2 separate regions of the Homo sapiens genome follow, and region 1 is linked to region 2. A link is an interaction called in ENCODE POLR2A ChIA-PET data of the cell type or tissue named here. Cell type or tissue: B cell. All regions are shown on one strand. Links, peaks and the distances in the headings refer to the core of each region. The heading gives the core; the rest is flanking DNA.

What was found. ChIA-PET counts read pairs that join two places held together with the same protein. Peaks named below come from ENCODE experiments on the same cell type or tissue, not always from the same donor. Only the 100,000 strongest peaks of a DNase experiment are listed, where the experiment ranks them.
Region 1: POLR2A ChIA-PET joins it to region 2 with 8 read pairs; 3 of 35 experiments call an interaction of 5 or more read pairs at or near these places.

What each region holds. Positions count from the first base shown.
Region 1 is chr19:38,058,255-38,062,636 of GRCh38, forward strand. The region is part of intron 2 of SIPA1L3 (signal induced proliferation associated 1 like 3); the gene reads left to right. Among named protein-coding and RNA genes, the nearest start is that of SNORD152, 100 kb to the right of the region's middle. In B cell, for the core only: no CTCF peak of the experiment used is centred there; a DNase peak (open chromatin) is centred at 1,857; H3K4me3 peaks cover 366 bases; H3K27ac peaks cover 3,750 bases.
Region 2 is chr19:38,393,378-38,397,684 of GRCh38, forward strand. SPRED3 (sprouty related EVH1 domain containing 3) reads left to right here. Exons shown (of 6, transcript NM_001394336.1): 5 at 1,266-1,409; 6 at 2,103-4,307. The coding sequence ends at 2,768. Among named protein-coding and RNA genes, the nearest start is that of SPRED3, 6.8 kb to the left of the region's middle. In B cell, for the core only: no CTCF peak of the experiment used is centred there; DNase peaks (open chromatin) are centred at 1,324, 2,086, 2,184 and 2,554; H3K4me3 peaks cover 1,759 bases; H3K27me3 peaks cover 2,456 bases.

The DNA.
Region 1 (4,382 bases), core at 213-4,212, 340 kb before region 2:
AGAAGAGCTTCACATCCAGCGAGGGTCATAACTAGAGCCTTTCTAGAGCCTTCTGTGGTGCTGCTGAAGGGTGGGGCTGGAGTGCTCATTCCTAACAGTAGCCTGGCCCCACAACCCCCATTCCCACACACCTCTCCCCACTGGGAAGGAAGACAGGTGCCCCCCTGCATGTCTCAGGTGGGTAGAGGCGCCTCCCCTCTGTCCCCAGCTGTCACATATGGAGAGTTGTCCTGAAACTGCCTCTGTGAGGGTGCCCCGCTCTCCCTGACTCCCTCTGGGCTCGGAGGGAGTGCACATTCCCCCAGGCAGCCCGCAATGTTTGTGTTCATCCAGGCGAAGTGGCCCTGCAGGTTCTGGGAGTGGAAATCTCTTATAGGAGAGAGAAAGTGAATCTCAAGCTATGGCATGAGAGTGACTGGGGTGGCACAGAGGGTGATCAAACAGCTGAGTTTTTTGTTGTTTTGTTTTGTTTTTTAAGACAGAGTCTTGGCCAGGTGCGGTGGCTCACGCCTGTAATCCCAGCACTTTGGGTGGCTGAGGCAGGTGGATCACTTGAGGTCAGGAGTTCTAGAGCAGCCTGGCTGGCATGGTGAAACCCTGTCTCTACTAAAAATAGAAAATTAGCCAGGCGTGGTGGTGCATGCCTGTAATCCCAGCTTACTGGGGAGGCTGAGGCAGGAGAATCACTTGAAACCAGGAAGCAGAGGTTACAGTGAGCTGAGATCCCGCCACTGCACTCCAGCCTGGGTAACAAGAGTGAAACTCTGTCTCAAAAAAAAAAAAAAAAAAAAGACAAAGTCTTGCCCTGTCACCCAGGTTGGAGTGCAGTGGCACCATCATAGCTCAAGTGATCCTCCCGCCTCAGCTTCCTGAGTAGCTGAGTCTACAGGTGCATGTCACCATACTCAGCTCATTTTTTTTTTTTTTGGTAGAGATGGGGTCTCACTGTTGCCCAGGCTGGTTTCAAACTCCTGGGCTCAAGCTATGCTCACTGCCTCAGCCTCCCAAAGGGCTTGTATTACAGGTGTGAGCCACCATGCCCAGCAAACAGCTGAGATTTTTTTTTTTTTTTTTTTTTGAGACGGAGTCTCGCTCTGTTGCCCAGGCTGCACTATCTCGGCTCACTGCAGCCTCCACCTCCCAGGTTCAAGTGATTCTCCTGCCTCAACCTCCTGAGTAGCTGGGACTACAGGTGCCTGCCACCACGCCTAGCTAATTTTTGTATTTTTCATAGAGATGGGGTTTCACCATGTTAGCTGAGATTTTAAAATACATTTGTATACATTTTAAAGTTGCTTATGTCATACAAGAGTAAAATCTCACTGTTTAAAAATAACTCATGCAATACAAAAGACTTTAAAATTCTGTTATTGTGAAATGGAACATACATACAGACAAGCATGTAAAACGTGAATACACAGTTTACCGAAGAATTCCAAAGCAAGCACTCAGGTAACCCGGGTCCAGAAAGAGAACCTGCTGGCAGCCTGGAACCCCCATGGGCTCTGGCCACCAGAACCCTTTTTTTTTCCTTTTTTTTGAGACAGAGTCTCACTCTGTCACCCAGGCTGGAGTGCAGTAGTGCAATCTCCGGTCACTGCAGCCTCCGCCTCCAGGTTCAAGCAATTCTCCTGCCTCACCTCCCAAGTAGCTGGGATTACAGGCACCTGCCACAACACTTGGCTAATTTTTGTACTTTTAGTAGAGACGAGGTTTTGCCATGTTGGCCAGGCTGGTCTCGAACTTCTGAGCTCAGGTAACCCGCCCACCTCAGCCTCTCAGAGTGCTGGGATTACAGGCATGAGCCACCGCACGTGACCAGAACCCTCTTTCTAAAAGCAACTGCTCTCTGCACTTCACAGTCACCATTTCCTGGCATTGTGAAAGCTGTGTTCCCTAGATGAGCAACTCTAAATAACGTGGTTCCAGTTTACCTAGTTTTGAACTTTATATAAAAACAGTTGTGAACTGTATATGTTGTTCTGTCTGGCTTTTTCACTTAGTATCATGTCCGAGAGGTGCATTCTAGTTTGGAGTTAATGCATTTCTGGTCCTAAAGCCCATTTTCCTTGATAAACAGACAAGCTTTATGAGTTCTAATATTTGTACATTTTGTTTAATGAGTATTAGAAAAAAAATAAAACGAATCCAACATGGATATTCTTAAGGGTTTAGGCAGTGAGTTGGTTGAAAGGATCACGTTCAGTAAATAATAGTACAGGTGGGCTGCGGCTATGCCTGAGCAGAGGTGCGTGACTTTGGACAGTTTGGGAGCCCCAGTGGTGAGGACAGAATGAATGCACAGATGGCACACACCGTCGCTCCCCTCCCTGAGAAACCACTGTTACCTCTGGGCCTCTGCCTCCCAGATCTTTGCTCTGCAATGAGCTTGGTAGGTAGATAAAAGTATAAAATATGTAGCTTGAAAGATTTTTAAGTGCTAACTTTTTTTTTGAGACAGAGTTTCGCTCTTGTTGCCCAGGCTGGAGTGCAATGGCCTGATTTTGGCTCACCACAGCCTCTGCCTCCCGGGTTCAAGTGATTCTCCTGCCTCAGCCTCCCGAGTAGCTGGGATTACAGGGGTGTGCCACCACACCCAGCTAATTTTTGTATTTTTAGTAGAGACGGGATTTCATCATGTTGGCCAGGCTGGTCTGAAACTCCTGACCTCAGGTGATCTGCCCGCCTCAGCCTCCCAGAGTGCTGGGATTACAGGCGTGAGCCACCTCACCCAGCCTTAAGTACTAACTTCTTAAATGTGGGAGTATGCTTTTCTTCCGAATTAGTACTTCTTGGGGTTTCTAGGTTTGTTCTCTGATTAAAGTAACCAAATCCCTTGTAATATTGCACTTCAGGGTGGGGTAAGAATGGGCCAGGCAGACCCTGCCTGGAATACAGGGAACTCAGGGGCCAGGACAATGCGGCACATGCCAGTGACTCTTTTATTTAGCACATGGTTTGGTATCTGCCTCCTGATTTTTTTTTTCTTTTTAGAGATGGGGTCTCGCTATGTTGCCTAGGCTGGTCTTGAATTCCTGGCCTCAAGTCATCCGCCTGCCTCGACCTCCCAGCGTGCTGGGATTACAGGTGTGAGCCACCGTGCCCAGCCTTTCTTTTTCTTTCTTTTGTTTTCTATAATAATCTTGGCCAATTCCTTAGCTTCCCTCCCTCCCTGCAGATGTTGAGAACTTGGAATCTGGGAGGAGGTGACCAGAGGGGCCAGGCAGAAGCTGCCTGGGACACATCCTTAGTGGTGAGTTGACGTGGGGTTGTGACTCAGAAGCCAGAAATGTGCAGGGCCCTGGCCATCTGTGTGCACACGTGTGCAAGAGATATAGAGAAAAACAGAATGAGAGACAGACAAGGACAGGGCCGTGGAGAGACAGGTACAGGGATGCAGAGGGGTAGGGGGACAGGAGTACAGAGAGATGGAGCAGGGACAAGAAACATGGGACAGAGATGGGGCGGAGATGAAGAGAGATGGGAACAGGCCCCTGAGACATGAGACCTGTTGGCTGGTTAACTAGCTGGTTGGCTGTTTGGGTAATGGATTAGTTAACTGGTCGGTTGGTTATCTAGTTGGCTGGCTAATTGGTTATCTGGTTGGTTTGGGATTTTTGAGTTTTGTTTTTTTTTTTCATGGATTCAGAAAATACTAGTGGAAGATTCACCCTGTTGATGGCCCTGTTTTGGATGCTGGAGATAGACCAGTGAATGGTGGCTTGCTGGCATTTGGGTGTTGGATTGCTGCTCCCCACCCCTCACCCCGATGAGTGCACTGTGAGTGCAGGTGCTGTTGAAAGGATGTATCGCGTGCTTGCCATGTGCCCCTTAGTATGGGAGTGCCCTATGGGGATCATCTTGCTGGATCTACCAGCAGTCTCACGAGGTGGCACTTACCCCCTCTGGTACATATTAGGGCCAGAATTTGATCCTAGGCAATCTGGCTCCAAAGCATAAGCCTAATTTCTGCCTTAAGTCACCCAGGAGTGGAGTGCAGGCATTTATTAAGTGCCCCGGTGTTCATGGCTCTATCCCCAATCTTTAGAGATGACAGTGGTTTTAATGGCCATAGATTTGACCTGCCTGGGTTCAAGTCCCTCTTCTGCTTTCCCTCACTGGGTGCTCTTCAACAGGAACATGCTGCTCTGAGCCTCCCTGTTCCCTTCTGTAAAGTGGGGAGAACAGTAGGGCCTTCCTCCTCAGGATGCTGTGTGGGCTCAGTGGAGCCAGGTTTGAGGCCAGTCCTGAGTGGGGGCTGCCATTGCTATGTGCAGCTTAGGGAGCTTGACCACAGGGCAGGATGCCCACTTGGGCTCATGGTTCTGTAAATGCCAGTTTTTGCTCTCATTTTATTATTATTATTATTTTTTTTTTTGAGA
Region 2 (4,307 bases), core at 308-4,307:
TGCACTGTTGCCCAGGCTGGAGTGCAGGGGCACGATCTTGGCTCACTGCAACCTCCACCTCCCAGGTTCAAGGGATTCTTCTGCCTCAGTCTCCCAAACAGCTGGGATTACAGGCACCCAGCTATTTTTTTTGTATTTTTAGTAGAGACGGGATTTCACTATGTTGGTCAGGCTGATCTCAAACTCCTGACCTTGTGATCTGCCCGCTTTGGCCTCCCAAATTGCTGGGATTACAGGTGTATTTCCCGGCCTATTTTCTTATCTATTAGTTTACGGTCTATCTCCCATGCTAGAATGTCAGCTCCAGGCCGGCAAGGATCTTTTGTTCGTTTCTTGCTGTGTCTCCAATGCCTGAAACAGTGCCTGGCACACAGTAAGTGTTTAGTAAATATGTGTTGAATAAACGGAATGAATGAATGCACATAATATCGGGTGCAATTTGGCACTTGCTGGAAACCTTGGGAGTTGCCTAAAACACCTGGAGGAACAAAACTGATTCCCTGGGCAGAAAAGGGGAGGGTTCCAGGGTCATGGGAGATGAAGTGGGGCCACAACAGTTGCAGACAGTTCCCATCCATGGAGCACTTACCCGGGAAAGATGCTCTGCTGTCCAGGCCCCCTCTGGAATCTGCACAGTGGTCTTCGTGAGTCTGGCACGTCGTGGGTGCTCAATGAATGTCTATTGAAGGCAGTGTGCAGATAAGGTAGGAGTTATGTCCAAGTGGCAGAAAGGAAGCTAAGGGTCTGAGAAGTCGTTTCAGCTAGTTTCAGAACAGAGGCTGGTTTGCATGGGAAGGGGAGCACTCGGAGTGGGCGGGACTGCCCCAATAACAGTGTGGGGCTGGGAGTGAGAGAGGAAGGCAGCTGGCTGCCCAGGGGAGAGGGATTCTGAGAAGCGGGAAGACGATTAGATGTTCCTCAGGTTTGGCGAGCTGATTAGATCAGGAGAAGAGTCCCACAAAAATAACAATAACCATTTCCAGCTCTCCCAGTACTTCAGGCATATGCTGTGCCCTTGACAGTGGCCCTAACCGCATCCTTATGAATAGGTACTCTTAGGATCCCCGTTTTACAGAGGAGGAAACTGAGGCTCAAAGAGGTGAGCTCACTTGCCGGAGGTCACACAACCAGTCAGTGACAGAGCCGGGGTTTGAACCCAGGCCTTCCTGGCCGCAGAGCCCTCGCTCTCAATGGGAGGGGGTCTATGTGAGGGCATCGGCTGTGCGGGGGCGTGTCCCCGCGCTGAGGCCGCCAATCTCCTCCAGTCCCACGTGGACAGCGACTCCTCCTCCAGTCACAGCCGCCAGGAGACTCCTCCCAGCGCCGCTGCGGCCCCCATCATCACGATGGAGTCAGCTTCAGGCTTCGGGCCGACCACGCCCCCCCAGCGCCGCCGCTCCTCCGCTCAGGTGCGACCTGGGAGCCTGGGGCTCCTGGGGGAATGGGGCGGTGCACTCGGGGCCCGAAGGGAGCGGGAGCCATGGCCCGGGGAGGTGGGGAACACAGATTCCAGGGGATGGCTGACCTGATAACTGGGCCGGACTGGGAGAAAGCGGCGGGGAAATAGGGAGAGGCTTGGAGGCCTGGGTTTCTAGGAGGCTTGGGTGCGGGCCTCCCGAGTCTCCTTGCGCTCTTGGAGATTTTGAGGGGTTTCGAAGTCCAGAGAGGTTTAGGACCATTTTCAGAGTGTATATTTGGGGAACTCCTGGAAGAGGACTGTTAAATTCACGGGGAGGGTGGGAGAGTCGGTACCCAGAAGGGTAAAAGAGGCCCAGGAACCAAACTCCTGCGCCTTTAAGGAGGAGGTGGCTGGGTCCAGAACCCCTGGATCTCAAGGTAGAGGGGGCTGGGAGCTGGGGCTCTTGGATCTTAAGAGAGGACAGGACTAGGAACCTTCGGCCTCTGGGTCCTTAAAGGTGTGGGGTTGGTGCGTGGATTCCTCTGTCTGTCCCTGGAGAAAAGTGGGGATTGAGGGACCTTGGGAGAGAAGCAAGCTGGGGTCTTGAAAATCTGAATCCCAGACCCAAGAGTGCGCTAGGGAACTGGATCCTTGAGGCTAAGACTGGGATGGATTCTGATCTGTTTGTCCCTTCGTTCCGCAGAGCTACCCTCCGCTTCTACCGTTCACGGGGATTCCGGAACCCTCAGAGCCCCTGGCAGGGGCAGGGGGCCTGGGGTGGGGCGGCCGCGGCTACGAGGATTACCGGCGCTCCGGGCCACCCGCGCCCCTCGCCCTGTCCACCTGCGTCGTGCGCTTCGCCAAGACCGGCGCGTTGAGGGGCGCTGCCCTGGGTCCCCCAGCGGCACTACCTGCCCCTTTGACCGAGGCTGCGCCCCCAGCGCCCCCCGCTCGCCCACCCCCCGGCCCGGGCCCATCCTCTGCGCCTGCCAAGGCCTCCCCGGAAGCGGAGGAGGCAGCGCGCTGCGTGCATTGCCGCGCGCTCTTCCGTCGCAGAGCAGACGGGCGTGGCGGCCGCTGCGCAGAGGCCCCGGACCCGGGTCGCCTCCTGGTGCGCCGTCTAAGCTGCCTGTGGTGCGCCGAGAGCTTGCTCTACCACTGCCTGTCGGACGCCGAGGGCGACTTCTCGGACCCGTGCGCCTGCGAGCCGGGCCACCCGCGCCCCGCCGCGCGCTGGGCCGCGCTGGCCGCGCTCTCCCTGGCAGTGCCCTGCCTCTGCTGCTACGCGCCCCTGCGCGCGTGCCACTGGGTCGCAGCGCGATGCGGCTGCGCCGGCTGCGGGGGTCGCCACGAGGAGGCTGCGCGGTGAGGACGGCCTGGTGGGTCCCCTAGCCGGCCCGAGGACCCAAAATTGAGGGTCCAGGACCCCGGACTCCGTTCGGACCTAAAACCCAAACCTAGGCACATCCGGAACTTGGAGCTTGAGTTTGGATTGAGAGATCTCAGACCTGGAACCTGGAACCCAAACCTAGGACTGAGAGACCCCAGCCCCAGCTTCATTGGGGTGTCTGTCTAAGAAGTCCCAGGCGTCCTGAGTTCTGGCGTTCCCCCACCCCCACACCCCACGAGGAGGCTCCAGGCGTCCCCATACTTTGCATCTCAGAAAGGCCAGGGAGCACATAGATCCCGAAAAGGGCAGGTCCCTGTTGAAATGAACAACCTAGAACCCGGTCACGCCTGGCACCATGTCCCTCAGATTACAGCCCCACAATTAGTCAGGACTTGCCCATAACTGGCTCTGCCTTTATTCAACTCCCAGATCAGATCTTGAGACCATAGGACCTGGAGTCACCCACAAACAGTTCCTGAATATTCACCTAAGACCTGGTGCCCCCACATCTGAGACATTCTCATAGTCCCAGGACCCCTGAGACAGCAGGACCCCTGAGAAAGTTTCAAACAGAGTTTGAAACTCTGTTATGCTCTGGAATCTCCAGATGCTGCCCCTCAAATCTACCCACGACTTAGTGCCCACAGACCTGGCCTCCAGTCCGGGAACACTGAAGTCTAAGATGTCCAGGGAACTCCCAGACACCCTGGGACCCCAGACTCTTAAGATGCACTGAGTGCTCGGATATACTGAAACACGAGCTGTTCTCTTACCAAAATGACTTGGGAGACCCATCCCAGAGCCCCCAAGATCCAGATATCAGACACCAAGATGCTCTGGAAGCCAGGGATCAAAGACCTCCATAGGTCCACCCACCCCCAAGCCAGGGTTCTCAGGAGCTTTGGATATCATTTATAGGACTCAGAGGTGCCTGGGGTCCTCAGATGTGCGACTGAAGGCCACCAACACCTCAGGACCCGAGATACTGGTCTCGAGTTCTCAAATAGCCCTCTCTTGCAGTCCCTCCTGGACCTGGATTTTGAGACCCCAAATGTCCTGGAATCTTCAGCTTCTTTCTACCCACAGATTCCCAACCCCTTAAGGGCTGGGAGTCCAGCTCCCAGAAGAGGGGATGCTCATGGTGACCCAGACCTCTGATGCCCTTGGCCCTCAGCCCTTGAGTGACCCTAAGGTACTTTAGGAGCACTGGATCCAATACCCCAAAGGTGCCACTGACCCCCAAATGCAAGGCTCAAGACCCTACAACATTGGGATTGTTCCTGATCCAAGACCTTCATCCCTCCATACCAGAGGCGTTCAGATTCGAGGTGCCCCAAGACCCCAGCACCCTCAGACCCCAGATTTCTTTGGATTCAAACCTCTCTAGTCTGATGAACCCCAAGTTGCCTCTACACCTGATTCCCCCATCCCCACTTGTCGGACCTCAGAGACCTGCTGCCCCTTGAATCCTGTCATCCATAGGCCCCTAAAACCCCAAGGTTCCAGCCTCTGGAATTC